Linked DNA regions of Homo sapiens: all the other regions are linked to region 3. The links are chromatin loops, found by intact Hi-C in ENCODE. Cell type or tissue: dorsolateral prefrontal cortex. All regions are shown on one strand. Each heading gives the region's core, and the rest is flanking DNA. Links, peaks and the distances in the headings are about the cores only. Region 1 overlaps SWAP70 (switching B cell complex subunit SWAP70). Region 2 overlaps SWAP70 (switching B cell complex subunit SWAP70). Region 3 overlaps SWAP70 (switching B cell complex subunit SWAP70).

What was found. A loop is a pair of places that touch in the nucleus more often than their neighbours do. Peaks named below come from ENCODE experiments on the same cell type or tissue, not always from the same donor. Only the 100,000 strongest peaks of a DNase experiment are listed, where the experiment ranks them.
Region 1: it touches region 3 in a loop (2.1-fold over the local background); 7 of 110 quality-filtered maps call a loop at or near these places.
Region 2: it touches region 3 in a loop (3-fold over the local background); 25 of 110 quality-filtered maps call a loop at or near these places.

Annotation. Positions count from the first base shown.
Region 1 is chr11:9,685,190-9,695,787 of GRCh38, forward strand. It overlaps SWAP70 (switching B cell complex subunit SWAP70), which reads left to right. Exons shown (of 12, transcript NM_015055.4): 2 at 8,957-9,097. Among named protein-coding and RNA genes, the nearest start is that of SWAP70, 26 kb to the left of the region's middle. In dorsolateral prefrontal cortex, for the core only: no CTCF peak of the experiment used is centred there; DNase peaks (open chromatin) are centred at 3,060 and 4,189; H3K4me3 peaks cover 1,516 bases; H3K27ac peaks cover 7,351 bases.
Region 2 is chr11:9,672,541-9,683,138 of GRCh38, forward strand. The region is part of intron 1 of SWAP70 (switching B cell complex subunit SWAP70); the gene reads left to right. It also overlaps the pseudogene RN7SKP50. Among named protein-coding and RNA genes, the nearest start is that of SWAP70, 14 kb to the left of the region's middle. RefSeq lists enhancers at 3,266-3,800, 5,972-6,511. In dorsolateral prefrontal cortex, for the core only: no CTCF peak of the experiment used is centred there; no DNase peak of the experiment used is centred there.
Region 3 is chr11:9,742,566-9,753,163 of GRCh38, forward strand. SWAP70 (switching B cell complex subunit SWAP70) reads left to right here. Exons shown (of 12, transcript NM_015055.4): 10 at 5,293-5,491; 11 at 6,522-6,618; 12 at 7,299-10,428. The coding sequence ends at 7,405. Among named protein-coding and RNA genes, the nearest start is that of SBF2-AS1, 10 kb to the right of the region's middle. RefSeq lists an enhancer at 2,854-2,903 and a silencer at 3,094-3,143. In dorsolateral prefrontal cortex, for the core only: a CTCF peak has its summit at 6,088 (motif pointing left); a DNase peak (open chromatin) is centred at 6,046; H3K27ac peaks cover 1,945 bases.

The DNA.
Region 1 (10,598 bases), core at 1,159-9,158, 58 kb before region 3:
CACAACCTCCATAGGGTGGCTTTTTAAAGAGGTATGGGAAAGCATGCTTTGTGGGTGGCTCAGAGGAGTTAATTTTATCAACTTTATAGTTCTACAATGATCTTTTCATTTTCTAATTTTACTGGTGCTTTCTAGCAGGAGCCTTGTTTCACCTAGTCCTGATACTGCAGCAAAATACCACAGACTAGGTAATTTATAAATAATATAAATTTATTTATCACAGTTCTGGATACTGGAAAGTCCAAGATCAAGATGCTAGCAGATTGAGTGTCTGGTGATGGCTTGCTGTCTGCTCCCAAGATGGTTCCTTGTTGCTGTATCCTCACATGGCAGAAGGGCAAAAGAGACTAGGGAACTCTCTCCCTTCAACCTCTTTTATAAGGTCATTGATCCCATTTGCGAGAGTTCCGCTCTCTTGACTTAATCACCACCTAAAGGCCTCACCTCTTTTTTTTTTGAGACGGAGTCTTGTCTTGCTCTGTCACCCAGGCTGGAGTACAGTGGTGTGATTTCTGCTCACTGCAATCTCTGACTCCCTGGTTCAAGCAATTCTCCTGCCTCAGCTTCCCGAGTAGCTGGGACTACAGGCACACACCACCACGCCCGGCTAATTTTTGTATTTTTAGTAGAGATGGGGTTTCACCATGTTGGCCAGGATGGCCTCGATCTCCTGATCTCGTGATCTACCTTCCTTGGCCTCCTCCCAAAGTGCTGGGATTACAGGCGTGAGCCATTGCTCCCGGCGAGGCCTCACCTCTTAATACTGACACATTGGAGATTAAGTTTCAACATATGAATTTTGGGGGACACATTCAGACCATAGCAAGCCCTCCACCCTACTTAATTTTTTAATTTTCTATTTAAAATATATAAAATATTAAAAGATAAAAGCTTCATTTTCTGATTGAAAGGTAATACATAGAATACTCAAACAATGTATTAAAGTACAGAGTCCAAAGTAAAACATTCAAATTCTACCACCAAAGGCAGGTTGTAATTAACTTTTCAGTGAATATCTTTCTTATATATCTCTCTTTCTCCCTTCCCCCATCATGTACACACATGCATATACACATATGTAAATACACAGACATATATGTCCTTTTGTATAAATAGGGTCATATTCTGTATCCTTTCGTATCCTCTTTTATTTTCTTATTTATTTATTTATTTATTTATTTATTTTTGTGAGACAGGTTCTCGCTCAGTTGCCAGAGCTGGAGTACAGCGGCACCATCACGACTCACTGCAGCCTCAACCTCCTGGGCTCATTTGATTCTCCTACCTTAGCCTCCCTAGTAGCTGGGACCACAGGCTCACAGCTAATTTTTGTATTTTTTGTAGAGATAGGGTCTTACTTTGTTGCCCAGGCTGGTCTTGAACTCCTGGGCTCAAGTGATCCTCCTCCCTTGGCCTCCCTCAGTGCTGGGATTACAGGTGAGAGCCACTGTGCCTGGCCTGTAGTCTCTTCTTAAGCATTGTGTTAGGGTCATCTTTCTGTATAAATGCATATAGATACAGACACCATCCTTTATAATGACTGTGAACTCTTTCATTGTGTTGATGCATCATGCTTTATTTAACCATTTCCTATTCACAGGTATTTGAGATGTTTTAAATGTTTTTAACCCAGGATACTGCTATACATTGTACAATGCGTAGGTTACCTGCCCTGTCCCCCAAACAAATAATTATTCAGCCAAAAATGTCAGTAGTACTGAAGTTGAGAAAAACCTGCTCTGTACCTTCTGCAGTGTTGGATATTGGTAGTCTTTACTCCCTTATATCTCCTCAAACACCAGGTATTACTTAGGCAAAAAGTAGTAGCTCTTTTAATGTGCATTCTTTTGATTACTAGCAAGATTAAGCATCTTTTCCTATATTTTATTTGCCTATTTTTGAAGTAAAAGGTGAGGTTTAATCTTTAGTTACATGATACTGCAAGCTACGCAATTCCGTGTAGAAATAAGGAACCCATTCAGAGGACAAGGTTCATACAGTATGTACAATTTGGAACTGCTCAAATATAGTTTCCTTGTAAAAAAGTATCACAATAACCATATTTAAAGGCATTCTTAGTAGAGAAACAGTAAGAAAAGTTATACCAAATATAATACACAACAAACAACATTATGCCTTAGCCATACAATCCAAAAGTTAAAGGTCCCAGGAGTTCCACCTGAACTTGAAAGGTATCCTCTATTTATTAGTGATTAGTTTCTTTTGTGAATTTTCTATTCGTGTCCACAAGAATGATTTGAATATTGGAGCTATTTGCCTTTTTTGTTTTTTTATGGTTTCTTTCTTTTTAAAAGAAAATATAAGCATTTTTCTGTGGTCAAATTTACCAGTATTTTCTGTTTAGTTTCTGAAGAGGGGTAAGTTGGTAAGTTATCCAAAATAACTTTAAAAAGGTGGTTCAGTTAGAGTGTAATCCAGTGCCATCCATGCTGTATGACATCAGTGGCATATATTCTGTGGACAGCATTCCAACAGATGACTTTGAGTTACTTTTCCTTAATCTGTCTGTAAGTGTTCTGCTCTTACTGAATCTTCGCTTAGCCCTATGCTAGTCACTGAAGGATGCAGAAGGAAAATATTTATTTCCTCCCTTCAATAAGGGAGGATATTTGATAAGTTAGATATTTGAGATACCATTAGTATCTGAAACAGAACATAGTTAAATGCTGAATAGGAGTTCATGGGGCAGGGTGGTAATCCATAAAGATTTCCTAGAGTTTATGAATGACCCAATCTTGAAGGATGTGACTAGGCAGAAGAGAAATGTTTCCAGCACAGGGCATCACTGTGGGACAGAGAGCTAAGAGATTTGAGTTCTAGTCCCTACTTTGTTGCTAATTATTGTGTGACTTAGGCCAAGTCTCAGGCCACAGTCTTTTTATCTGTGAAGTGAGGAGATAGAAATAGTATATTTTCTAAGATTATTGTTAATATTAAAGTATCACGGCTTTAGTGTTAAGAGAATTTTTAGAAAGAATTCACTTAGCAGTTATTGAAAGTCTTCTGGATTCTGGGCAGCATGCCAGGTGCCATGGGCATGCAATGTTGTATAAGATATGGGCCTTTCAGAAATGTACAGTCTTACAGGAGAGAGAAATCATGTGTGGTAGTTAGCACAAGAGGTACTGCTTGGGAAACAGAGTGAAGAAAGATCATCTTGGTTTGGGTGGTGAAGGCTTCAGAAAGAGATGCCATTTTTGTTAGGCAGGAAAGGAGGTAGGGGTAAATTGAGCAAGGGCCCAGGGGAGAAAGGGATGTGGTACAAGTTGCCTGGGATGCAGTTAGTAAGCTTATTTGGCTGGATTTATATGGTTGGTGCAGAGGGTGGGAAGAAATAAGGAAGGTGAAGTGGGCTGGCCTGTGGAGTGACTTAAATATACAACTCACATATTTCCTTAGCTTTTACTTCTGTAGTCTTCTGATGATTTTTAGGCAGGGGGATAACGTGATGTTAGTGGTACTTGAAGATTTGGTGTAAGTGTCTAGGATGGTAACTGATTGTACTTAGGGATTGAGAGCAATGTGAACAATGACTTTGAGATTTTTGAGGCTGGTTAGATTAAAGGTAAGAGGAAACAAGCAAGACTTAAGCAGTGACAAGCAGGATGAAAAGATGTTTGGAAGGGGAAAATGAGTCCATGCGGGAATGGGCAGGACTTAGAGTAGACAATGCTTTTAAGGCAGGGCATAGCTGTGGTAGGAAATTGGTCATGCTGGTCCATTGTTAGGAAGAATTTTCTGGTAATTTGCCATTGGCTTGAAATTTTATAAATCAGACAGGAATTTTAATGTTTTAAAAAAAGATTGCCCATTATGAGTTATAAGTCTATAATTGTGTCAGTTCAGATAAGTCTTTTGGAATAGAAATCTGCCCCCACTCCGCTTTTTTTTCAGTGTTGAATCTTGCCCATTACGCACATCCTGTAAAGGGAAACAGTGTGTTACTGGGTGGCACGTTTTAAATAACTTTTTAGAATCTCTACGTCTTTGGAGAAAGGAGGGTGAACACTACTTACTCGTGTTAAAACACTGTTCACCATCCTTGATTTCATTTTCATGATGGCTGGAGTAAAATGCTCAAAAGGGGTAAATGGCAAGCAAACCACTGAACAGGAACAGACCACACGAGCAGGGCTCATGCAGTTAATTAGTCATCTTGTCAGCAGAGGCCCTGCAGAGGCAACTGCAGACAGCTATGAGGGAACTGGAGAGATGAGTTTCTGGCATGGATATGGATCTGTTATTGTGGTAACAATAGTTTATTCTTCAGATCAGCAGAATGAGAGCAAAGCTGCTTAGCAATTATGTGGGTGCTGAAAGAATGGCCTTTGGAGGAACAGGCATTTGAAGCGGGATAAATTCAGCTTTTTCAAGAAACTTGCAAACACCCTGATTAGAATGATTTGGGGCAGTCCTTTTACAAATCAAGAACTTGTAGTCCTCTTTCTGATTCTTTTGTCTTAATCTGCTTTTCAGCTTCCTCATCTGGAGAAGGGGTTAGTGCCTCTTAGTGCAGATTCCCCCAGAGGGATAGGGTGCTGGGAGATGAGGGCTCCCAGAGAGAGAACGGTCCCAGACTTCTAGGTATGTGGACTTCCTTGCCACTGGCACTAACTTGGCTCTGCTGAATAGTGCCTGTCATCTCTGTTGGGCCCTGTGGAGCTGATGGGGTGGGGCTGGGGTAGCACCAGCACATCACTAAAATTTAGAAACAACTCACGGGCGTGTCCATCTTTGTATTGGCAGGGCTATCTGTTTTTCCAGAAACAGAGGGAAGGTAGCAAAGCATGGAAAGGACACCAGAGTGGGAGGCTTGGGTCTAATCCCAGTTTTGCTACACGTAAAACTCTGTGATTTGGGACACATCTCCTAATCTCTGACTCAGCCTCTTCGTCTGTAAAATAGCAATAATATCTATTCTCCCTGTGGAGAGGCTAAAACAAATTAATAGATGGTATGAGTCTACTTGAAAAAGCATAAATTGCTGTATAAGTTTATGGAGGAGCTTTTACTTCTTTTTACTAGTTTATATTCCGGCCATCAAAAATTTTATTTCTTGTATATTTTATTTTTATAAAAAGAAAACCTTGGTAAGGTGTAGTCGTTCACGCCTCTAATCCCAGCACGCAGGCCAAGGTGGGTGGATCACTTGAGGTCAGGAGTTTGAGACCAGTCTGGCCAACATGGTGAAACTCTGTCTCTACTAAAAATATAAAAATTAGCTGGGTGTGGTGGCAGGTGCCTGTAATTCCGCTACTTGGGAGGCTGAGGTGGAAAGATTGCTTGAACTTAGGAGGCAGACGTTGCTGAGATCATGCCATTGCACTCCAGCCTGGGTGACAGAGTGAGACTCTGCCTCAAAACAAAAAACAAACAAACAAAAAACCTTGTTGAGACTGGGCATGGTGGCTCATGTGTATAATCCTGGCACTTTGGGAGGCTGAGGTGGGAGGATCACTTGAGCCCAGGAGTTTGAGACCCGCCTGGGCACACATAGTGAGACCCCATCTCTATTTTTAAAAAATACAAATAAATCTTAAAAAAGAAAAAAATACTTGAGATACTGTCTAAGCTTTAAAGAAAGGTTGCTGATAAAAAGTTTTAAAGATAGTACACAATTTTTTCCTCTTTTAGAAATACTGTTTCATTGTTGCTTTATTCAGTTGGTTGTTTTATATATACATATATATTATAATTAATTAATTAATTTTTGAGATGGGACCCCCTCTGTCACCAAGGTTGGAGTGCAGTGGCATGATCATGGCTCAATGCAGCCTCGACCTCCCTAGGCTTAGGTGATCCTCCCACCTCAGCCTCCCATCTCAGCCTCCCAGGTAGCTGGGACTACAGGCATGTGCCACCACATCCAGCTAGCTTTTGTACTTTCTATAGAGATGGGGTTTTGCCATGTTGTCCAGGTTGGTATTGAACTTCTGGGCTCTAGCTATCCTCTTGTTTCAGCCCCCCAGAGTGCTAGGATTATTGGCATAAGCCACCATGCCCAGCCTGTTGTTATATTTTTTGAAGAAGACTTCCCTTTTATAGACCTTACTAACAGTGAAAAAGCTGTCACAAAGCTGGACTTCTTATCTAAATTATGAAATGAGTTTGGGTTGATAGTTAAGGGTTTTACAAACAAGTCCAACTCTCATTTGACAGTGAGGATGCAGAGACATTGGAGCGCAGGTCTCTTCCAGGTGCCTTGTATACTGTGCTGCCTTCCTCACAGTTTGCCTAAGTAAAGATGGTTAAGAAAATTATCACTGAATTTAGCCATCCCTGTGTTTAACAAGAGTGCTGTTTAATTGTCGAAGGCTGAAATCTTGAGTTCAAATCTATATCTTCTGCAGTGGGATCACTTAATCAAACTAAGCATCTATATGTACAAAGAGCATTGTTGACTTTAGACAACTGAAGACATAATGTTTCTTATTACTGGAGAGTGCTGGACCAGAGATTACAAAACCCGAGTTCTAGTCTCAGTTCTTCTCAGTAACTTTAGTCAAGAAAAACAAATTTAATATCTGTGAGTCTGTAGTCACCATTTATAAGATGAGGATGACAATATGACATCCAAGGCCCCTGCCAGGGCTTTAGTTAGAGGATCTGTGAAACCCTAAGGTAGAGAACAGGGTGGGTATGGGAGAGATGGTGTTTTTTGTTTCCTGAAGGCTTTGGATTAATCAGCTACTTTTATCATGTTATTCCCCTATCTGGAAATTTTTGTATTTGCCTCTATTCCTATCCTAAAGCTATCCTTACCTATCCTGTAAGCCATAAGTTACATTTTACTTCCTCTGTGAAGTCACTGTAACACATACTATTTCTCCTTTTCTGAACTCATTTATTGCCCTTACAGCTCACTCATCCATTAGTCATGGTACATTGCTGTGGAATATGTCTTCCTTTTACACCTCATTTCTAGTCAGCAGGTTAATGTAGAAGAAAAAGTATAGGCTATGAAGATAAATAGATTGATCTATGTGATCTTAGGCTGGCCACTTAAAATATATATATATATATATATATTTAATTTTAAAAATATGTACTACATTTTTGAGTAGGTTAATTTTTTTTAAAAAAACTTAATACAAAGAAGAGCTACAGTGAAGTCTTTTTCTAACCTTGGTCTCATCAAACTTGTCTTCCTTTCACAGTTACTAGTTTCTTATATATCCCTCCAGAATTTCTTTTCTTCCTCCCTTTTCTTTTTTATACAAAAGATGGCATACATATTCTTAGGTACCTTGTTTTTTTCACTTAATTTATGTTGGAGATCTTTTCATATCCGTACATAGCAAGCTTTCTCATGGTTTTTATGTTTTATGGATATACCTTAATTTAACCAGTAGTTGGGAATTGTTAACTTGGGTAAAGTTCCAAATGATTTTAAAATTTGAATGACATTTGAACCTGATCTGAGAAGTGTGCATTTCTTTAATACTTGTATTTCCATAGCATTTTACAGTTATTAAGCTCTTTATATTCTTGAAATTGATCTTTAGTATATAGGATTTACTAGGCTAATATAAATTAAATATCTTTTTAAAATTTTGCTGATTGTGGTGCAGGATTCTCCAATAAAAGCTCCACCGTACTCTTTTCATGTGCTTTACTGGCAAACACAGGGTTTGCTTGAGAAACACAGCCTGCTTTGTAGTCTTCATTACTGCATTTATAACCATTTGTGAATTTACTTCCTTAACTTACTTCCTTAAAACCAGTAGAGCATGTAGAAAAGGATCTCCACATAAATGAAGCTTTGAGAAACAAAACAAATTTAGAAAGAAGATATGCAAATTATTTTATAGATTAAAAATGTTTAATCTTAAAAAAACTCCTAACTGAAATATGTGTATGCAGAAAAAGGGACTCGCTTAATGCAAATGAAAGTATTTATTGAGATGAATGTGGCTCCTTAAGGTTAAATGTTTAGGGCTGAGAAAAATAAGGAACGTTTTTACCTGGGGTTCAACTAGGAAGATTCTCTGTTGAAGAAAATACAGCCTTAGCTATGTAATTTGACCTGTTCAGAAAGCACAAATGAAATGGAAGGGATTTAAGTTCTATCTTGAAATTTTCATTTAATGTAAAACAAGATTAATACTAAGGTAGCCCACACTGCTCATTTAACTACTGTACCTGGACTTTGAAGTGTGAACTTAGGTTATTGCAAGACCAGTAGCCCTTTATATGTATTTATGCTATGGAATGCAGGTTTTCTGTAAAATATTTTTAACCATGTTGGCGACTCCTATTTTTGCTATTTAATTTTTTCCTGAATCTAATCCAGGCCCTTGATTTCTTTCTCTTTTTATATTTATATTCTTTTATACTCATGCTGAAATTTAGCCTAGTCATAGAATTTTAGAAATGTTTAGATACTTAGAGATTCCTAATTAATATTTGGTATATTAATTTGGCCCTTTCTATTGAATAAATGAGAAAACTAAAGCCTGGAGAGGTTGTGACTTGCCCAGGTCAGCCTCCTTGTCCAGAACCCCTGGCTGCAGCCTCCCAATAATACCAGGTTCTTTCTCTGAACAGCTCTAATTGGCTGACTCTGCTCTACTTGGTGAAAAGTTTAATTTTGAACACATTCTCTTAGACTTCCCCCCCCACCCCACTTTTCTTTCTGATGTGGACAAATTAGTAAAAGACCACAGGAGTATTATATTCACAGATCTTGCATGGAGCCTGGCTCATAGTAGGCATGTAATAGAGACTAGTTCTAAGTGAACCAAACCTGGGAAGGAATGAGAAAGAATAACAGGTTACAAGTAGGGGCTTGCAGCTGAGCAGTCCTCACCCTGTTTTTGCTAGTTTATTTTCCATCTTTCTCTACCCAGGAGAGGGAGCAGCATGTTGTACTCATGGTGAAGGTGTCATGTGCTGGTTAGTGGGAGTCTTTAAACGATTTTCTTTTCCCTTGCAGGTCCTTTCCCATAACCTGTGCACGGTGCTGAAGGTTCCTCATGACCCAGTTGCCCTTGAAGAGCACTTCAGGGATGATGATGAGGGTCCAGTGTCCAACCAGGGCTACATGCCTTATTTAAACAGGTTCATTTTGGAAAAGGTATGATTCTAACCTTTTTTTGGGTGTAGCATTGTTTGGTTTGCATGTTTCAAGTGGGCCCAAAAGCCCCCTGTTGGTGAGTTCACTAAGGAGTTGAGGTACAAAGAATCACTAGATAAACCAGAAAGGAAGAAAGAATGAGAGACTGACAGTGCTTCCTATTCTTCCCTCTCCTCCACTGTCTTCTAAACTTGGTTTGATGTTTTTCCAACTTGGTTCATTCTTTGAAATTAAGAACTGTGTTTTGTGTTAATCTGTACCTATTCTCTCTCAGGGTGCTTTAAAAAAATCAAGTCTAATATCCAGAATTTACAAGGAACTTAAACAAATTTACAAGAAAAAACCCCATCAAAAAGTGGGCAAAGGATATGAACAGACACTTCTCAAAAGAAGACATTTACACGGCCAACAAACATGAAAAAGCTCAACATCACTGATCATCAGAGAAATACAAATCAAAACCACAATGAGATACCATCTCACGCCAGTCAGAATGGTGATTATTAGAAAGCCAGGAAACAATAGATGCTGGCGAGGCTGTGGAGAAACAGGAACGCTTTTACACTGTTGGTGGAAATGTAGATTAGTTCAACCATTGTGGAAGGCAGTGTGGCGATTCCTCAAGGATCTACAACCAGAAATACCATTTGACCCAGCAATTGCATTACTGGGTATATACCCAAAGGAATAGAAATCATTCTACTATAAAGATACATTCATGCCCAGGCAGGGTGGCTCACATCTGTAATCCCAGCACTTTGGGAGGCCGAGGCGGGCAGATCACCTGAGGTCAGGAGTTTGAGACCAACCTGACCAATATGATGAAACCCCATCTCTATTAAAAATACAAAAATTATTTTTAGTACGTGTGGTGGCATGCTCCTGTAATCCCAGCTACTCAGGAGGCTGAGACAGGAGAATTGCTTGAACCCGGGAGGTAGAGCTTGCAGTGAGTCGAGATCACGCCATTGCATTCCAGCCTGGGCATCAAGAGCGAAAATCCGTGTCAGAAAAAAAAAAAAATACGTGCACACGTATGTTTATTGCAGCACTATTTACAATAGCAAAGACATGGAACCAACCCAAATGCCCATCAATGATAGCCTGGATAAAGAAAATGTGGTACATATACGCCATGGAATACTATGCTGCCCTAAAAAAGAGTGAGATCATGTCCTTTGCAGGGACATGGATGAAGCTGGAAGCCATCATCCTCAGCAAACTAACACAGTAACAGAAAACCAGACACCACGTGTTCTCACTCCTAAGTGGGAGTTGAACAATGAGAACACATGAACACAGAGGGGGGAACAACAGACACCAGGATCTGTTGGGGGTTGGGGGATGAGGGGAGGGAACTTAGAGGATAGGTCAATAGGTGCAGCAAACCACCACAGCACACGTACACTTATGTAACAAACCTGCACGTGCTGCACAGGTATCCGTTTTTTTTTGTTGTTGTTGTTGTTTTTGTTTTTAGAAGAAAAAAAAATCTGGTTTC
Region 2 (10,598 bases), core at 1,797-9,796, 70 kb before region 3:
TTTTTTTTTTTTTTGTAGAGACAGGGTCTCACTTTGCTGCTTAGGCTGGTCTCAAACTCCTGGGCTCAAGCAGTCCATCCACCTACAAGTGTTAGGATTACAGGTATGAGCCACCACATCCAGCCTGTATCTTTCATTTTTAAGAAGATTACTTTGTAGAATGGTATTCGTTTAGATAAATGTGCTTGAGTCATTGCTATAATTAGTAAATATTGGCCTTGAGGGCCCCCAGTGTAGTACAGACAAAGCTTATTTATATACCTAATTTTTAACAAATAGCATATTATTAAGTAAAAGAAAAATGATCCAAGTAAATTTTGAAGCAAAATCTGAAGAAAAATTAACAACATAATTAGATATCATTTTAATAGTATGTCAGTGGAAACAACACACAAACTGTTTTTTTCTCTGCTCTCACACCACAATAACAATCAACACAGAAGATTTCTGGTGACCAAATGTGTGGAGGTTTCTCCCCACACACCAAGTAAGCAATCAGTTCTGCAGTGGACACCAGCTGGGTATCCTCCAGTTCAATTCCAACACTATCTACCTGGAGACAGTGTCAGATCCCACAGAGTGTCAGATCGCACAGTTTGAGGGCTCAGTCCCACAAGACGGTCCTCCTCCTTCCTACCAGTTGCAAATCTGGGCCTCTGGAACTTCTGATGGACCAGCTTCAAGTTGGGTTCTCCGTGACCCCGTCTTTGGGTTCAATTACTTTGCTAGAGTGGCTCACAGAACTTAGGGTGACATGTTTACTGATTTATTACAGAATATATTTTAAAGGATACAAATAGACAGATGAAGAGAGACACAGGGCGAGGAACTTCTATCCTCATGGAGTTGGGGTGCACTGCCCTCCTGGTACATGAATGAGTTCTCATTAACCTTCCTTTAAGCCTCTACATGTTCAGCTCTCTGGGAGCTCCTCAAACCCTGTCCTCTTCCGTCTCTTATGGAGACTTTATTGGATAGTCATGATTAAAGTACAGACAACCATGTAGAAATGTGATTAGACAAAAAAGGGTATGATCTAATATTAATAGACTGAGTGGGAAAATCCAGCAAGGATTGTCTGTTCAGATTCTTCTTGGTCTCTCTGTGTAGCTTTCCTTCCTCCAGGGTATGGGGGAGGACCCCTTCTGAAATGAAGGTCTTGTGGCCTTCAATTAGACAAGGAAGGTCAGAGAATTTCTTTATGGCCAGCTCCAAGATAGAAAGGTTGGGGGAGATGAGATTATATTTTTAGTTTCTACGGCCTGCCTTGGGGAGAAAAAGGAGCAGGCGAAAAAAGGGCAGAAGGTCAGAGAGAGAGAGAGAGATTTGTTTTCTTTTTTCATTGATTTATTTGTTTGTTTGTTTGTTTGTTTGTTTGAGATGGAATCCCGCTCTGTCGCCCAGGCTGGAGTGCAATGGCATGATCTTGGCTCACTGCAACCTCTGCCTCCTGGGTTCAAGCGATTCTCCTACCTCAGCCTCCCAAGTAGCTGGGGTTACAGGTGTATGCCACCATACCCGGCTAATTTTTGTATTTTTTAGTAGAGACCGAGTTTCGCCGTGTTGGCCAGGCTGGTCTCAAACTCCTGACCTCAAGTGATCTGCCCACCTCGGCCTCCCAAAGTGCTGGGATTACAGGTGTGAGCCACTGCACCTGGCTGAGATTCTGTTTTCTGAGACCTGCTTCTGAGGCCTAAAGCACCCCAACATTATAACAAGGGCTATGGCGTTATGAGCCAGGGACCATGGATGAAAACCTATATATATTTATCTATGTATATCTCTGTCTCATAATATCACATGTTGCAGACAGACTTTTGTCAAACTTATCAATAAAATCGAACTATAGAACACAGATTTAAAAAAAACCCTTGGGAAGCTGGGTGCAGTGGCTCATGACTATAATCCCAGAACTTTGGAAAGCTGAGGCAGGAGGATTGCTTGAAGCCAGGAGTTTGAAAACAGCCTGGAAAATATAGTGAGACTTTATCTCTACAAAAAATTTAAAAATTAGCTGGACATGGTGGTGGGCACCTGTGGTCCCAGCTACTCAGGAGGAGGAGGTTTCAGTGAGCTGAGATAGTGCCACTGTATTGCAGCCTGGGTGACAGAGCAAGACTTTGTCTCAAAAATAAATAAATAGGCTGGGTGCGGTGGCTCATGCCTGTAATCCCAGCACTTTGGGAGGCCGAGGTGGGCGGATCACGAGGTCAGGAGATGGAGACCATCCTGGCTAACACGGTGAAACCCCTTCTCTACCAAAAATACAAAAAAAGAAATTAGCTGGGCGTGGTGGCGGGCGGCTGTAGTCCCAGCTACTCGGGAGGCTGAGGCAGGAGAATGGTGTGAACCCGGGAGGCAGAGCTTGCAGTGAGCGGAGATTATGCCACTGCCCTCCAGCCTGGGCGACAGAGCGAGACTCCGTCTCAAAAAAAAAAAAAAAATTTTAAATTTAAAAAATAGAAGCCACTCCTAGGCCAGGTGCAGTGGCTCATGCCTGTAATACTAGCACTTTTGGAGATTGAGGCAAATGGATCACTTGAACCCAGGAGTTTGAGACCAGCCTTTGCAACATAGTAAGACAAGAAATTTAAAAAGTTAGAGAGGTATGGTGGCACACGCCTGTAGTCCAAGTTCCTTCTGTAGCTGAGACAGGAGATGGCCTGAACTCAGGAGATGGAGGCTGGAGTGAGCTATGATTGTGCCACTGCACTCCAGCCTGGGAAACAGAGTGAGACCCTGTATCCAAAGAAAAAGAAAGAAAGAAACAGAGAGGGAGCGAGAGAGAGAGAGAGAGAGAGGGAGCGAGAGAGAGAGAGAGAGAGAGAGAGAGAGAGAGAGAGAGAGAGAGAGAGAGAGAGAGAGAGAGAGAGAGAGAGAGGAGGGAGGAGGGAGGGACAGAGGGAGGGAAAGGGAGAAAGGGAGAAAGACCTCTTATGGCTTACATAAACTACAATAGAAACAGATGTTTGCTGGTTGTCTAGTCACAGTAATGTTTTCTTGTTAAAACAACTGTTTTATATTTTATATATATTATATATATTTATAGCCATAAATAAGGTCATTGCAGGTCAGTAGGTTTTCTCGAATCTTTAAGCCCTCCTCCGCACACCACCCCTCTCCCCAAAAAGGGAACCACTTCTGTCTGCTTCCCTTTCCTTACCTTGATTTTTTTTCTCCTTCCTTCTCCTGCATTCCCTGTAATCTCACTGGGCATCTTCCTGGCAATCTGTGCACCTTCTACCGGGGAGCTCTGTCTCTCTGGCTCCAGTTGTAACTTGACTGGCTCCCCACCTGAGTTGAGAGTACGTAGGCCTTTATCTCTGCACCCATCCTGTGCACGTTCATAGAAGTCATCAGCTCTGTTAACTTGATTTGCAATTGGATTGTTAAATACAACTGATTGTCATGTTGATTTGGTGTTACTTGGTTTTTCAGGCTGAACTAACCAGGAACACTAAGTGATTGTTTTGAGCTTTTTCTTAAGCAAAGATTTACTTGCTTTTCAGCAGCTGAAGTAGATAGCAATAGGCTAATAGTGGGGAAACAGACTTCCAGAAACACATTTTCTACTTGCTTTTAAACTTGTATTCATGAATAGTCCTTTCTTAGAACAAACCGTATAGTTTAAGACTGTATTATCTGTTTTGATTGCAATTTTAGTATATTCTGTGTTAACTGATGGTAGACTGAAAACTGTATTGAGAGAGATGGAAAGGGGTTTTCTTTATAGGAAGGTGCTAGGTGCACATAGGTAGCTGAGTAAATGTAGTTGAATTCAACGTTAGACATTTTTTCCACCATTTTTCCCCCTTGGTTTGGTTTTGGTGCTCTTCTTTTGTTTGTACAGTTTGTCCCTTGGTATCCTTGGGGGATTGGTTCCAGGACTCCCTGCAGATACCAAAATCGTAGGATGCTCAAGACTCTTATATAAAATGGCATAATATTTGCATATAACCTATGTATATCTTTCTTTATACTTTAAATTATCTCTAGATTACTTATAATACCTAATGCAATATAAATGCTGTGTAAATAGTTGTTAAGTTACATTGTTTAAGGAATAATGACAGGAAGAAAAGTTTGCCCATGTTAAGTATAGATGCAGTTTTTTTTTTTTTTTTTTTGAGACGGAGTCTTGCTCTGTTGCCCAGGCTGGAGTGCAGTGGCGCAATCTCGGCTTACTGCAAGCTCCGCCTCCTGGGTTTATGCCATTCTCCTGCCTCAGCCTCCTCAGTAGCTGGGATTACAGGCGCCCGCCACCACGCCCGGCTAATTTTTTTTGTATTTTTTTAGCAGAGACGGGGTGTCACCATGTTAGGCAGGATGGTCTTGGTCTCCTGACCTCGTGATCCGCCTGCCTCGGCCTCCCAAAGTGCTGGGATTACAGGCGTGAGCCACTGTGCCTGGCCCAGATGCAGTTTTTAAGGGGAATGTTTTCAGTCCACACTTGCTTGAACACACAGATGCAGAACCGAGGGATACGGAGGGCCAACTGTATTTCTCTCTTTTTTTTTTTTAATGAGAGCTATTCGTATGTGGATTCTATACTCTCTAATAATAATAAACCTTATTAATGTGGCACCTGAAACAGACATTGTTACTTTTAAATTATGGTATAAATTTGCAGAAGTCATAATGGAAATAGGAATAGGGCATCTTATTTGAAGTAGAAGCAATAATTATTTCTCTTCTACTGGTGCTAACAATTTTTTTAAAAAATTATTTAGAATTTCAGTGGTTTTGCTGAAAGATGCTAAATCTCCAGTGTTACTTAGAAATACAGTACATACAATTCTAAGAAAAAAGGTTATTATTTAAACATGTATATTAAAAAGAAGCTTTTTTAATATCTCATATAGACACATATAAATTTTATAAAATTCTAAAGGGTATTTACAAAAATGAAAAGTAAGTTTCCCTTAACCCTTGGCCCATATTAGTCCCCTGTCCTGGAGGTAACCATTATTTCTAGCTTCTTCTGTTCCTTTGAGAGATCAAAATGAAGCTTAAAATTAATACCCTTATTGTTTAGTAAATGTTTTCCTCTTAAATATAGCAAAATCTAGTGATATTTTTTGCAACCTCTGTTATAGCTTTACTTTGCAGTTATGGTTGCAGGGTGAATTACATGTCAGCACTGGAAATGTCTTGAAATGAACTCATTGTCTGTGCATTTTTATCCTGTTGTTTTTAGAAATACAGCTTTAAAAAAATTTATTGTACCTTTTTGAAATAAAAGAATTTACAACTCTGGTGTAGATCTAAATGAAAAAAATTTTGATGAACAACATGGATAGTTTAAATCTTTAGTATTTTCTCAATGATAGATTTTCAACTAAAATCTTTTTTTAGTTTTTTTATCTTTTGCCTCACAATTGGTTTGGATATCTTACGAATCATACCATGTTTTCTGTTCCCATACAGACATTTAGCCTAAAAAAATTTTACTTGCTAGTTACAAAGGTAATTCAGCCAGGCCATTGGTAAGTTGAAAATATAAAGGAAGCAAATTATGAGACAGGGTTTTTATTTGTGGAACACAATATACAAATGTAGTTAATTCTTTTGTGAACTTGGCATGTATAGTATTCCCTTCCTAATCTTTTGTGTTGTGTTTCTGCTAACCTCTATGGTAAAAGGTTCTATTGAGGAACAAAAACAATCAATTTTTAAAATGGGGTTGGGGATCAGAGTCTTGAGTGAGCCTATTAAAGTGCTGGGATTACAGGCATGAGCCACTGCACCCAGCCTAAAGTCTTTGTAAATATTTTTTATGTAGATATCACCAAAATAAAATAGTAAGGGCAGCTCTCTAAATAAAGAGAAAATTACACATTTAGATATCTTAAAATAGGATAATGAATGTTGGATTATTTCTAGTTTCTATTCCTTACTTGCTAGAAACTTTTCAGTGAGATAACTTGGACATTTTTATGTTTTTTTTTTTTTTTGGGAAATACATGTACTTTTATCGAAAATAACACGTAAACTCTGAGGTGCTTTTTTTTTTTTTTTTTTTTTGGTATTTGACCTTCCATCTTAATAGTACATTTCTGATCTTAGGACTCAGAGTTCTTAACCTCTCTGATCTCCATTTTGTATTTCCTTTGGGGTCTCATCACAGTCCCAGAGGTACATAGTAACAAAGCTAGAGACAGAAGAGGCTTTAGGCGACCTTCTCCCAGGTACTCAGCATGCCATCACTCAATAGGTATTTCTCATTCCTTCCCACCGTGAGGGTTATAGAACCTTAGTCCCATCAGTGGTGATTATTAGCACATTAGCACTCTCACTCGCTTCCTTAGTCCCTCTTAGGCATGTCCTTGTTCCCCTCCCACAACACAAGCCTAAGGTAGATCCTTGCCTCAGCTTCCTTTTTCTTCCCCAAGACTGCGTTTCATGAAACTATTTTTCCTGCTCTACTTTCTGCTTCATTTCCTTCTTCTCATCCTACCTTCGTGTTCCTTTTCTTTAAACTCAAAATCTGTGTCTACTGGAAACTGCAGTTTTCAGCAGTTGAGGGAGAGATATTTAAATGGAAATCTGTGTGTATACTTGAATTTCATATAAGGAGATCTTGCGGTTAAGGAGAGATTTCTGCAATATTAGAAACACTAATTTTTTTGATCTTAAGACTCTTCTGTTTTCTGTACCTTTTGCTTCTTTAGGAATAATTAGCTTTACAACATTTGATTTGAAGGAGGAGAATGGTGTTATGTGGGCATGGTGTATCAGCCAGAAGTGACGCTAGTTAGGATGAAAGTTGTTCTGGTCATATGGACAGTGTTGGAAGGTATTACATTCCACTCTACAGACAGCTCTGGAAGGATGGGGCATGTCAGCCTTGGCAGGCAGCACATCTCCATCAATTCTTTCAGTTCCTAGGGTGATGGATACTCAGCTAGCTGGCTGTTTTCCTGAAATTTAGCCTTCTAACTGAACCTTGTAGCTTGATGAGCAACTGACTCCAGTCTCAGTGATCGTCTTCAGTGATGATTTGAGAAACACTGTTAGGTAATAGGACAGCAGACAATTAGTAGATCAGACTACATTGGAATTCTGAGGTCCTTTACCTGGGTGACTTTGGGAAGCTTCCTTTGCTTTTTATTTTTTATATTTTTATTTATGTATTTATTTATTTTTGAGACAGAGTCTTGCTCTGTTGCCCAGGCTGGAGTGTGGTGGTGCGATCTCAGCTCACTGCAAGCTCCACCTCCCAAGTTCACACCATTCTCCTGCCTTAGCCTCCTGAGTAGCTGGGACTACAGGTGCCCGCCACCACGCCTGGCAAATTTTTTTGTATTTTCAGTAGAGACAGGGTTTCACCATGTTAGCCAGGATGGTCTTGATCTCCTGACCTTGTGATCTGCCTGCCTCAGCCTTCCAGAGTGCTGGGATTACAGGCATGAGCCACTGCACGCGGCCTGCTTTTTATATTTTAAGATTATAATAGAGCTCACAACCTTTATATGTGACAGCAGAAATTCTTTCTTATTTTCTACCAAACAATGATGTTGAAGAAAACTAATGTATAAAACATTATATGAATTTGAAGGTTTCAGGCTACTGAACACTTTTTGTTAGGCACCCTGGGAAGAAAAAAACATGCAGCCTTGTCCCTTAAGTTGAGGATTGTGTGATGTAGTCAAGAAGATAATACATGAAATGACCACAATGACGCAATATATAAACAAGTTCTAGAGTGTGTAGAAGATGACCACTCTAAGCCGTGCCATCCAGTGTTAGCCAGTAGCCACGTTTGGCTGTTGACTGCTTGAAAATTCATGAGCCTGAGTTGATATGTACTTTAAGTATAAAATATGCATTGGATTTCAAAGACTTAGTACCAAAACAAGAGTAACATATCTCGTTATTTATTTATTTATTTTGAGATGGAGTTTCGCTCTTGTCACCCAGGCTGGAATGTAATGGCATGATCTTGGCTCACTGCAACCTCCGCCTCCTGGGTTCAAGTGATTCTCCTGCCTCATCCTCCTGAATAGCTGGTATTACAGGTGCCCGCTACCACGCCTGGATAATTTTTGTGTTTTTAGTAGAGAAAGGGTTTCACCATGTTGGCCAGGCTGGTGTCGAACTCCTGACCTCAGGTGATCCACCCGCCACAGCCTCCTGAAGTGCTGGGATTGCAGGCATTTTTAAAAATACCGATTACATGTTTAAATTACAATATTTTGGATATAGTATTTAAGTTAATATTACCTATTCCCTTTTACTTTTTTTAAAATGAGGCTTTAAAAATTCTAAATTTCATATGTGGTTTGTGGTATATTTCCATGGCAAATAGAGAAAAGGATATAGACAGTTGCAGACAAAGTTTCATGAAGGAGATAGTACTTCAGCTGTTTCTTGAGAGAATGGCGAATGTGAGGGTGATCTGGCTGTGATATCTGTCACCCCATTGATCACCAGGGTTGATTTCGCTGATCTGGCTGGCTAGGTGGTTGTCCCCTTCCTCCCTCACCACTCCATGTGCGTCCCTCCCAATGCTGTGTGCTCAGTCAAAGAGAACGACCATCCTCGATAGAGGAGGACCAGTCTTCGGTCAAGGGTATATGAGTAGCTGTGCTTACCTGCTAGAACCTCCAGACAAGCTCTCAAGGTCTTGAGAGAATGGGGCAGATCTTGTCCAGTATAATTGCAGAAAGGTGACAAATATGGTGGTAGCACTGTAAATTAAGAGCAAGAGCCTCAACTTGGAGTATTTGAGCAGAAAGGAAATACTGTGAGTGGAGTAGAAGGTTTGTTTTAAAGCATAGTGGAGAATTAGGATTTAAAGAGAGATGGGGCTACATTTTAGATGTCATTGAATGTTTTTGCACAGAATATATGGCTAATATATGTTTATTGACTGACAGTCTGTCTTAGAATTAGTTCAGAATTGACCCTGTAAAGAGGGTAAGTCATTTAAAGTTTTTAGGTAGATATATGGCAGAGATACGGTTTTAAAATTATTCTGATGATGTAGGTTTAATGACTAAAGGTGAGAGGCTGGAGATTGGGGGACTTGTTAGTGGGGTGCTATGAAGTCTGGGTAAGTTGGTGAGTGTGGGTCAGTAGTGGTAGCTATGGAAATTAAAACAGATATGTACCCTCCCCTTGTAGAGCTTAAAATCTTGTGAGTGATACAGATGAGCAAACTGGCAATTCAAATACAGTGAGATACAGAAGGCAGAATGCAGAGGAAGGGAACCTATTTAGCTTGGGGTGAGGACATGAGGAGTTAGCTCAGAGAATGCTTCCTAGAGGAGGAGACATTTGTCACTAACTTGAAAAGGATGTATGAAATTCCCCTGTGAGAATACTATGATGAAAGATTCAGAAAGTAAAACCTTTAGAGGAACATGAAAAGTGTTGAGAGAGAGAGGAGTTGGGGAGTAAGGAGAGTTACCTGTACTCCATTACTTGTGTGGTAATGGGAAATCACTTCTCTTTGCTGGGCTTCAGTTTCCTCATTTGTAAAATGTAGGGTGGCAGACATGCTCTTTGAGGTTTAGCCTTCTAACTGAACCTTGTAGCTTGATGTGTTTACCATGGTTATATCCTGAGGAGTAGTTGTTCTGCAGCAACTCTTTGACAGGACCTGAGAGGGGAGAATGGGACCTTGTACTGGGAGGTGAGGGGAGGAGCCCTTGTTTCCCCAGCCTCACACTCTCTGCTTGGTTAGCCTGAAGGTGACAGAGCGGCTCACGCAGTAGAGACAGGAGTTGGCATTGGCTGGGGCTGAATTAGATCCAGAAGGTGGACAAACTGTATGAAAAAGAGATAGAAGAAGAGACCATAGTTTTGTTAAGGCAATGGTGATACCAAAGTCAGAATCAGGGTGGCAAACCTATTTTGGGGAGAAAAGTGATGAGATCTCATTTGGATCTTTTGGACGTGAGGCAGATTTAGAATAGAAATCTCTAGTATTGTTTAGTGATATAAACCAGAGCTTACTGGAGAGGTTAAGACCAGAAAGAGATCTATGAATCATTTGAATAGAGATGACTTAAGGTTGTCAGAATAAAATCACTTTCTTTTTTCTTTTTATAAATGTTTAGATTTATAAAATATAAAATTTGAAAAAATTTAAGTCTTTTGATTCATAAACACAGAATGTCTTGTCTTTATTTTTATTTTTATTTTTTTTTGAGACAGGGTCTTCGTCTGTTGCCCACGCAGGAGTGCAGTGACACAATCTGTGCGCACTGCAACCTCCGCCTCCCGGGTTCAAGTGATTCTCATGCCTCAGCCTCCCAAGTAGCTGGGATTACAGGCATGTGCCACCACGCCCAGCTAATTTTTATGTTTTTAGTAGATACAGGGTTTTTGCCATGTTGGCAGGCTGGTCTCAAACTCCTGGCCTGAAGTGATCACCTGCCTTGGCCTCCTAAAGTGCTGGGATTATAGGTGTGAGCCACTGTGCCTGGTCAAAAGCACTTTCTAAGAAGAAATTAAAGTAGAACTGAGGGTTGAAAATTGATCTTTGGGAAATGACCAGATTGGGAGAATGAGGGATGATGGATGTGACTGCATAAATTTACCTTTGAAGAACTTAGAAACTATTCTGTCTGGGCTGGGTACGCTGGCGCATG
Region 3 (10,598 bases), core at 1,432-9,431:
ACCTTGTGATCCGCCTGTCTCGGTCTCCCAAAGTGCTGGGATTACAGGCATGAGCCACCACGCCCGGCCTAGTGGTCATTTTTAAGTGAAATGTGTTCCTCTTTCCTGAAGTCACTGAAGGCTGTGGCTGATTCAGAGGGACTTTCTGTCAGATTGGCAGAGAGGGTTTGTTCTTTGCTCCTCAGGATAGGCCTTTCTGGATAGAAAAATCAAGGGAAGTCATCCTGGAGTTGGGTTGGAAAACTGGCACTAATGAAATGCACATAATCTTACGCCAAGGGCCTGTGTAAAAGGCTGCTCAGTTAACTCTTCTCACTCCTTTTTTTTTTTTTTTAATTTTATTATTATTATACTTTAAGTTTTAGGGTACATGTGCACAATGTGCAGGTTTGTTACATATGTATACATGTGCCATGCTGGTGTGCTACACCCATTAACTCGTCATTTAGCATTAGGTATATCTCCTAATGCTATCCCTCCCCCCTCCCCCCACCCCACAACAGGCCCCGGTGTGTGATGTTCCCCTTCCTGTGTCCAAGTGTTCTCATTGTTCAGTTCCCACCTATGAGTGAGAATATGCGGTGTTTGGTTTTTTGTTCTTGCGATAGTTTACTGAGAATGATGATTTCCAATTTCATCCATGTCCCTACAAAGGACATGAACTCATCCTTTTTTATGGCTGCATAGTATTCCATGGTGTATATGTGCCACATTTTCTTCATCCAGTCTATCATTGTTGGACATTTGGGTTGATTCCAAGTCTTTGCTATTGTGAATAATGCCGCAATAAACATACTTGTGCATGTGTCTTTATAGCAGCATGATTTATAATCCTTTGGGTATATACCCAGTAATGGGATGGCTGGGTCAAATGGTATTTCTAATTCTAGATCCCTGAGGAATCGCCACACTGACTTCCACAAAGGTTGAACTAGTTTACAGTCCCACCAACAGTGTAAAAGTGTTCCTATTTCTCCACATCCTCTCTAGCACCTGTTGTTTCCTGACTTTTTAATGATTGCCATTCTAACTGGTGTGAGATGGTATCTCATTGTGGTTTTGATTTGCATTTCTCTGATGGCCAGTGATGGTGAGCATTTTTTCATGTGTTTTTTGGCTGCATAAATGTCTTCTTTTGAGAAGTGTCTGTTCATGTCCTTCGCCCACTTTTTGATGGGGTTGTTTCTTTTTTTCTTGTAAATTTGTTTGCTCACTCCTTTCTTAAAGCAACAGCCGATCATTCGTGGAATATTTGGAATCTCATTATTCTTTTAATGGATAGTTCTTTCTCTGTCAGTCTCTTAAAAAGACAGTGTCTTAAAAAAAAAGAGAAACTTTTTATAGTAAATTGTTTAAATGAAAGACAAGAACTTTAGCTTGAAACACGTAGATCTTGTAATTTTTTTTTTTTTTTTGAGACGGAGTCTCGCTCTGTCACCCAGACTGGAGTGTAGTGGCGTGATCTCGGCTCACTGCAAGCTCTGCCTCCCAGGTTCAAGCCATTCTCCTGCCTCAGCCTCCTGAGCAGCTGGGACTACAGGCGCCTGCCACCACGCCCAGCTAATTTTTTGTATTTTTAGTAGAGACGGGGTTTAACCGTGTTAGCCGGGATGGTCTTGATCTCCTGACCTCGTGATCCACCCGCCTCGGCCTCCCAAAGTGCTGGGATTACAGGCTTGAGCCACTGCACCTGGCCAGATCTTGTAATTTTAAAAATTACGATTGAAGTTTTTTATTAACTTTTAATTTTTGTGGGTACACAGTAGGTGTTTATATTTGTGAGGTACATGAGATATTTTGATACAGGCATACAATGTGTAATAATCACATCAGGGTAAATGGGGTATCCATCACCTCAAGCATTTATCCTTAGTCTTACAAACAGTCCACTATACTGTTTTAGTTAGTTTTAAATGTACAATTAAATTATGATTGACTATAGTCACCCTTTCTGCTATGAAGTTTATTTTTTTATGTGTAATCCTGAAGGTGATCTAGCCACTTCTGAATGAGAACTCAGAAGAAAACTGTTCATTTAAAATGTAGAATACTCAAGTTATTGGCCGGACATGGTGGCTCACGCTCTAATCCCAGCACTTTGGGAGGCTGAGGCGGGCGGATCCCTTGAGGCTCGGAGTTTGAGACCAGCCTGGCCAGCATGGTGAAACCCTGTCTCTACTAAAAATACAAAAATTAGCTGGGCGTGGTGGTGCATGCCTATAATCCCAGCTACTCGGGAGGCTGAGACACTTGAATCCAGGAGGTAGAGGTTGCAGTGAGCTGAGATTGCACCACTGTACTCCAGCCTGTCTCAAAAAAGAAAAAAACAAAAAAGAAAAAATTAAGAAAAATCGAGTTATTGGAAAGTTCTTGAGGCTGAGCCATAATCTGTCCTGTTGTAACTCTTACCCACTTTGGATCTGTAACACCCTGGAGTACACCTTAGTCGTGTCTGTATTCCCAGCAACTCGTACCTGGCACACAGTAAGTACCCAGGGAAATTTTTTTGAATGAATGAATGGATCCAATGGGACCACATGGAACAACAGTCCCTCTTACATTTGATATAATACTTTTCATATATTTGAAGGTTAGAGACTGGGCTCTGGAATGAGGCCACGGTTTGATTCCTGGCTCTGGTACTTTTAGCTGTGTAACTTGAGAGAATGGCCAACTTTATACAGTTGTTGTGAGGATGAAATGAAATGATGCATGCAGAGTGTTTTAGAGTAATGCCTAGCATTTGGGAGTCACTCCGAGTGTGTTGCTTTCTGTTCCTTTATCTCATTTGCAGACGGGGAAGATATATAATGTGTGGAATGTAAAAATAAGCATTCAGAAAAAAGATGTTGACAGGCTAGAATGATGATTTTAGACCAAGAAGCTAATTTAACATATCAAAAGAACAAGTACAGGATCCAGGAGACTTGGCTTTATAGAAATTCATTTGAAAAGTTCTACAGTTTCATTTCCCTGAAATGTGGTTGCCAAAACCCTATACACTCTTAGGCAGCCTTAATGAATGTGAAGTGTCCAGAGCAAATGAGATAATTGTCCCTCTATAATATGAGCTGTTACCTACCAGTACTTGCTGTGTGGTAGGCATGTAAACACCTTATGTGCATTATCGCATTTAATACACTAATAAACCTTTGATGGTAGGTGTAGTTTCTATTCCTTTTTTGATAAATGAGGAAGCCGATACACAGAAAAAGAGTGAGGCACTGAAGTCTTTAGTCAGGAGTCTTACTTGCGAACCACAGAAACCACCTTGTATTAGCTAAAGCAATAAAACAATTTGTTGAAAGTTTCTTAAATAGTTTGCCAGTTCCACAGAAAGGCAGGTGACCAGGCCTTGAACACAGGCAGGAATCACAGGGGGATGAGCAGCCCCAACTACAGCCCAAGCCAGGCCATGGGAAGAGTCCAGTGAGGATGCCGCTGGCGCCCATGTTGGTACCAGGCATCAGCAGTGCCATCGCTCCTGCTGTCACTCAACACTGCATATTACTGCCACCGGCAAGATGAATTCTCTACTGGCTCTGCTTCTTTGTGCCAGGTGCTTCAGAGTCAAAGTTCCAGAAGGAGCATCTACATAGCCAAGCCCAGCTTGTGCCTCCACCATACCCTAGCTGCCAAGGGGTGGGAGGGCAGGTGTCTGGCCTGTGGATTCTATAGCGGGAAATGAGCCCTACCTTCCATCAAGTCTTCTACTATGGCAGTTCCCCTAGACACATGAAGGAGTTCAGAGGCTGGGCAGCCTAAGCACCTGGAAATGTCCATTCCCCCTCCATACTTTTACCACTAGAATGAAAAAACAGACCCATCCAGTCTTGTTCATTCTTATATCCCCAGTGCCTAGAAAAGCACGTAGAAGGCACATAAAAAATACACATCAACTGAGTGAATAAACTCTGCACTGGTCAGACCACATCTGTAGTGTCGTGTTCTGTTGTGTACATCAAACTCCAAGAGACATCTGAGGAGACCTCAGTGTCTCCAAAGAAGGATATTGAGTCTGGAAGCTGGGTCCCATTAGTTAAGGCTGGAGGTGGTCTTCTTGGAGAAGGATGTTCTCAACAGGCAACAAAGCTGCCTTCCAGTTGCGAAAGGGCTATCACAGGGAAGAGGGAGTAGATACTTCCTTTGTGGAACTAGGGTAGTGGATGGGAGAACTCATCTTAGTATAAGAAAAAACTTCGTAAGAATTGAAGCTGCCCATAAATAAACTGGCCCAATTTGTGAGGCAACGAGTGGTAGCCCATCACCTAGAGTATTGGAGCTGAGTTGAATAACAACCTTGCAGGAAGTTGTAGAGGGAATTTGGAAATTGGTGTTGGTATAGTCTGTTACTTTATTCCTTTGTTGTTAGTTTTATAAGAGCAGATGCTGGCAGGTAGTAGTAACTGACCAGTCATGTGACTTGACTTTGTTACCATAATATTGTTGCTCAAGCCACTAGATATGTATCCTGTCCTTGGCTGGCATCGAACGACACTATATACACTTTAATGCAGGTTTTGGCTGTTTGTTAGTTTATTTAAACAACTACATAGCTGGGTATTCCCAGATAGGTATTCCTGTTATTTTGGAGTCACACAGACCTGGGTTAAAATCCATTATAACCTGTGCAACATACTTTTAAACCCTTTGGTTTTTCATTGCTTCATCTGTAATGTAGGGACAATACCTTTCAGGATTGTCAGGGGATTAGCAATAATGGAGGCAAGGGCCTGGCATGTAGCAATTGTTCAATAAATAGTATCTCTATTCTGTCTGCGTTCACTCCTTTCTTCATCTTCATTATCAGCTTTTTCCATGGTAACAGGTTTTTACTAGATGAAAATGTTTTCATGTTGTAGCAACCAGGCAAACTTCAAATCTTGGCCCTGCCACCTGGCAGGTGGATGATCCTAGTACAGGCCACTGAACCTTTGTGTCTCACTTGCACCATCTCTAAAATATGAGTAGCAGCACCTAAATTTACTGTGAGGATTAATTGAGAAAATACACTTGACTCTTAGGCCAGTTCCTGGCACACATTAAACTCTGGATAAATGTTATTTTTTATTTCACAAACGGGTGAAACTGAGAGAGCTTAGAGCAGGACATATAGGCTGCTTTACCAGCTTTGTGAATATGAGCTTCTCTGGCTCCTGCTTTCCTCCTGGTGGAATGAAAGGGGGATTAGACGACCTCAAATATTCTCTTGTCTAAAATGCTTCCCTCGTCTGCTGGGTCAGGGTGGTGACCTGGGCAGGATTTGATCTGGAGCTTTCCTCCACATTGTAGGTTGTTGGAGGAAGAGTCTTCCAAGAGGGCTGAACTAGAAAAGTGGCACTTGGAGCAGCAGCAGGCCATTCAGACAACCGAGGCGGAGAAGCAGGAGTTGGAGAATCAGCGTGTCCTGAAGGAACAGGCCCTGCAGGAGGCCATGGAGCAGCTGGAGCAGCTTGAGTTAGAACGGAAGCAAGCACTTGAGCAGTACGAGGTAATGAGACTTGGCCCTGCAAACTTGTATATTTAAATTTTTGAAAAACATTTCTCAATAATAGAATTATTTGCTTAGCTGCCAATATGAAGCTGTAGTAAGAATCTTGCTTAGCTGTAAGAAAGAAAAAAGAGGGAGTTTTTACAGGAGATAAGATATATTATACATCCATCAGAGACAGAAACTGCACAGTAATTTGAACAGGGAAAGTTTAATATAAAACATTATTAACTGTCATAGGAGATTACCTACTGTGTTGTAAAGAAGGCTTTGAGAATGCAGGAACAGCAGACGTAGGGAGCAGCCACTGCCTCGAAAACTGAGGCAGAGCACCAGGGAGGGAGTGGATCTGGAAGAGCATTCTTTGCTTCTTGCCCCTTAACCCCAGTGTTGTGATCCATACCTCCATGGAGAGGGTGCACAGATGGCAGAAAAGTTTGTTGAGGTGCTGTGCCAGCAAAGCTCACTGGGAGGCCACCGGCAAAAGCTGCCCACAGGGAGGTGCTACAGAAACTCACTGGTGGTGAGCACTGTGGGTGTTCTGAGTGCCACAGGAGCCGCTGAGTGGAACCTAGAAGAAAAGTCCCTCCCTCCTCGTGTCCCTTCAGCACCCTCTACTGACAAAGCTTTATGCTGCCAGCTAGTGAGGAGAATTATTTTAGTTTCACCAGCAGGACAGTTCAGGGTGGATTTGGAGTGGAGAGGCAGTAAACTGTAACTGGCACACAGGGCCATACACCCATTGTAATTCGTATGCAGATGGTGGAAGAATAGGCTTTGGAATCAGACAGCCTGGGTTCCAATTCTGGCTCTACCATTTCCTGCTGTGTGACTCTCGGCAGGTTACTGACCTTCTCTGAACCCGTTTTCACTCTGTACAATGGGGTAATAGTAGTTCCCACTTCTTAGAATGGGCTATGAGAGGATTTAATGAGATAATTCACAAATACATAGTAAGGGCCCAATAGTTGTGATTTGGTTCTTAAACTACCCGTGTGTCTGCATAGTCCAAAATCCACTTTTGTTTCAGGAAGTTAAAAAGAAGCTGGAGATGGCAACTAATAAGACCAAGAGCTGGAAGGACAAAGTGGCCCATCATGAAGGATTAATTCGACTGATAGAACCAGGTAACAGACTCTATGAAGTAATCATATATTTATTTTTATTTTTCATTTTTATTTTATTTAATTAATTTATTTATTTTGAGATGGAGTCTCGCTCTGTCGCCCAGGCTGGATGGAGTGCAGTGGTGCGATCTTGGCTCACTGCAAGCTCCGCCTCCTGGGTTCATGCCATTCTCCTGCCTTAACCTCCCAAGTAGCTGGGACTACAGGTGCCCGCCACCACGACCGGCTAATTTTTTGTATTTTTAGTAGAGACGGGGTTTCACCGTGTTAACCAGGATGGTCTTGATCTCCTGACCTCGTGATCCGCCCGCCTCAGCCTCCCAAAGTCCTGGAATTACAGGCGTGAGCCACCACGCCCTGCCCATATATTTATTTTTAAATTTATTTTTCTGTTTCACTTGTGTATTTGAATTGTACTAAAGAAACTTTTTTAGCCCAAATGTAAAAAAACCAAGCTGTTCAGGATAAATTTCTCTTGAAAATCTTATCCCCTAATAGGTAAGAGGGCCCAGTTAATCCCCTTGGTATACATCTTCTAATTGTTTTAGCTGGTATGACATTTATGCATGTTCCTCAAAGAAGAAATAAAGTAGGGAAGTTACTATTTTGTCTGTAGAAAAATGATGGGGTATCCTGAAGAATATAATACTTCCTGTATTTAAAGCATGTTTGCCTCTTAGGTTCAAAGAACCCTCACCTGATCACTAACTGGGGACCTGCAGCTTTCACTGAGGCAGAACTTGAAGAGAGAGAGAAGAACTGGAAAGAGAAAAAGACCACGGAGTGACTGAGCTTGCTGGCAGTCACGTCAGTTATGTAGATACTGCATGGCAGGAGAGCTTTACGCTAAAGACAAAAGAAACAGCTTTGGGGGCCGGGCGTGGTGGCTCACGCCTGTAATCCCAGCACTTTGGGAGGCCGAGGCGGGTGGATCACCTGAGGTCAGGAGTTCAAGAGCAGCCTGGCCAACCTGGTGAAACCCTGTCTCTACTAAAAATACAAAAAAAATTAGCTGAGCGTGGTGGCGGGCGCCTGTAATCCCAGCTACTTGGGAGGCTGAGGCAGGAGAATCACTTGAACGTGGGAGGCGGAGGTTGCAGCGAGCTGAGATCATGCCGTTGTACTCCAGCTTGGGCAACAGAGTGAGACTCCATCTCAAAACAAAACAAAACAAAACAAAACAAAAAAACCCGGCTTTGCTGCTTTTAACTCTTCTTCCTTCTGTGCCTCTCTAAGTGGGTCAGTATCCTAAGGAAGCCTTCTTATTTATCTTCCTGCAAACAAGGGTTACCTGAAAAGAAAAAAAAAGTCAACATTGTCAAGCTGTTTGTTTACTCTTTCTTTGAAAACATCACCTTCTGAAATTTGTCTTTTAGCTCTCTCAGATTCTTCCCCAAATGAGGCAGGGTGCAGACAGCACAGTCAGCTCTGCAGAGTTTGGAGGGGCTCACTGCCACTGGGTACTCAGAACCTCTGTGGACTGGATGTCAGCTCTTTCCTTTGGCAGCGTGTTTCCTTTTCCGAGTATGTGCTGTTAAACTAGATTGGCCGGTTCGCTTTCCATTTCCTGACACTTGACATGGAATGCCTTTGACCATTGGTGCTCTGACAGAGAAGTCATGGAGTCATTGCCATTTCCTGGTTGCCCTTTTGGAATGTGATCCTGTTAGTAGAGGTTTTCTAGCTTCTACTAAGATATTTCTTTCCCTAACCATCATACACTTGGCATGTTTCATTCCCATCTCCTTTCCCCTCACCTTAAAGGAGACTACCCCTTTGCCCCATATTGTCAACCTAATTTTCTCTCGTACTCTCTCTAGTGAATGATGTGCTACCAAGTATATGCCAGGCTGTGAGAGGATTATACTGAGTAGTAGAAAGAAGCTAATTTGAAATAAAAATTATTTGTATAATTAAGAAAGCAGATTAGATGCACATGGTCAACAGGAAGTTGACTGTATGTCTGCTAGTTAGATTCAAAACATCATAAAGATGATAGCATGTCAATATATTAGCCTAGCCATTATGTTAGCCTTTGTTAGGTGGGCAGCTTTTCTGCTTTTTCCCTTCCTCTGTGGTGACAACGGAGGAAATATCCAACAGAAATACGTCTAACAGGGAAATTGGGATCATAGTTTATATGCATCTGATTTGAAAGGAGTATTGAGGAAGGTTTTCATATATGATCTATCTTTGGATTAAAAAGAACATTTATGAAATCAAGCCTTCTAACACTAGTTATAATTGAGAAGCAACAGTAACTCCGTGGACAGCAATCAAGCTTAAAATTGTAAATAAATATGGGGATAATTCAGTTGTTGCAAAAAAAGGGCAGAATTCAGTAGAATAAAGTCCTTTTCTCTTACAGGTATTAAATGAGGACAGAGAACCTCAGGTGTTCTTATGCTAGTGCTTGCTGAGTGCATACTAAGAAAGCAATTCCAAATAGATGTATACATCTAGAGAGAGTGGTATTAGAGATTCAGTGTATGTATTTATTTACATGAGAGGAAACTGGAATATAATCCCATAAATTATCACCTTTTATGACTGGAAAATATTTGCCAATGAAGAAATGGTCTGTAGGTATTTGTCTTAAGATTTTTGGCTGTTTAATAAAAATGTAACTTTAACGGTTTCTTATAGTTGCCTTTATAAAGTGTATTGTCTAAAATATTTTTGTATCATGTGCCTTTGAAATTTGACAGCTGATTTGGGTGTTGGATTTCTGCCCAGCCATTTATCAGTATTATCATTTTATTCAGTAGCTGGCAGGTGTATTAGACCAACGAGACTTAGGTAAGGAATGGAACCTTTCCTGTGGTTTGACTGCACATTACACCAGAAGACTCCAGTATCCCTCATTCCAGAATGAGGAAAAAGTATTCTACAAAGAACCTAATCACCTCTGTGAAATCTATGGGATGGAAACAGTGTGGCCTTAGGAGTCAAATAGTCTCTGCATGGTGGGGAGGATCATGATGGAATATGTGAATTTCTACTTCTAGAAGTTGTGAAATAGGTCCTGCACTTTTGCAGAATGTCCTTCTTTAAACCTGGCTTATTCCACAGCTGTAGCTGATAACATGACCTGGGGCTTAGCTGCTCTAGCCCTGGGTTCTTGGAGACCTCACACTGCCTGGCCCCTGGCCATCCACCTAAGGACTGCCTGCTTTCTGGTCACATGTGGACCTTGATACGACTAAGCGGTTACATATGTGGTTGTGCAAAAGCTTTCTGTTTAATGCATAGTGTTACCGATTTACATCTTGGTTTTCAGTGGCACTATGTCTAGGAGGCAATATCCTTTTAAACAGTGCTTTGGCTAAGATAGATACTTGTGAATCAAAGATAGCACAGAAATGAACTAAGTATATCCCATTTGGAATTATATTTTGATACTATTTAAAATGGTTTCACCTGTTAAAGGGCCAACAGAACTCTTGGTTTTACTTTTGTAATTACTGTACAGAAAATTTCAAGAGTGTTTGAGTGCTTGTCATCAGGTGTTTTCCTTAATAAGTAGGGATATGATCATTTACAGGAATTATATATGAAAAAAGTTTTTGAAATGTATTTTTGTGATGTGCTATGTTGAGGGGAAACCAAATATTTATGATTTTAAAACATTCGTATGAAAACATTGTACAATGTAATATGCTCAACTTTCTCAATTTTTTGCTAATTTTTCTAAGATACATTAAAAATGTTTTATATTTTTTTTTAAGTAAAATGGACCCAGTAAGAAAATTAAAAATACCAGAACATACACTTTAAACTGTCTGATTTAATAAAACAGTGGGGGGTAAAGTTGGGTGTATCTATGTGTATTTTCATATAATGAGATGGACTTTGGTTTAGGGACATTTCCTGAAAACACTGGGTTTGGAGTTTAGACCCCAAGAAGTTAGCTGTGGCCTCATGTTTGGTGTTTGAGTCACGAATGTGGGGAAGCCATGGCTGATGTGTCAGCTCACAAA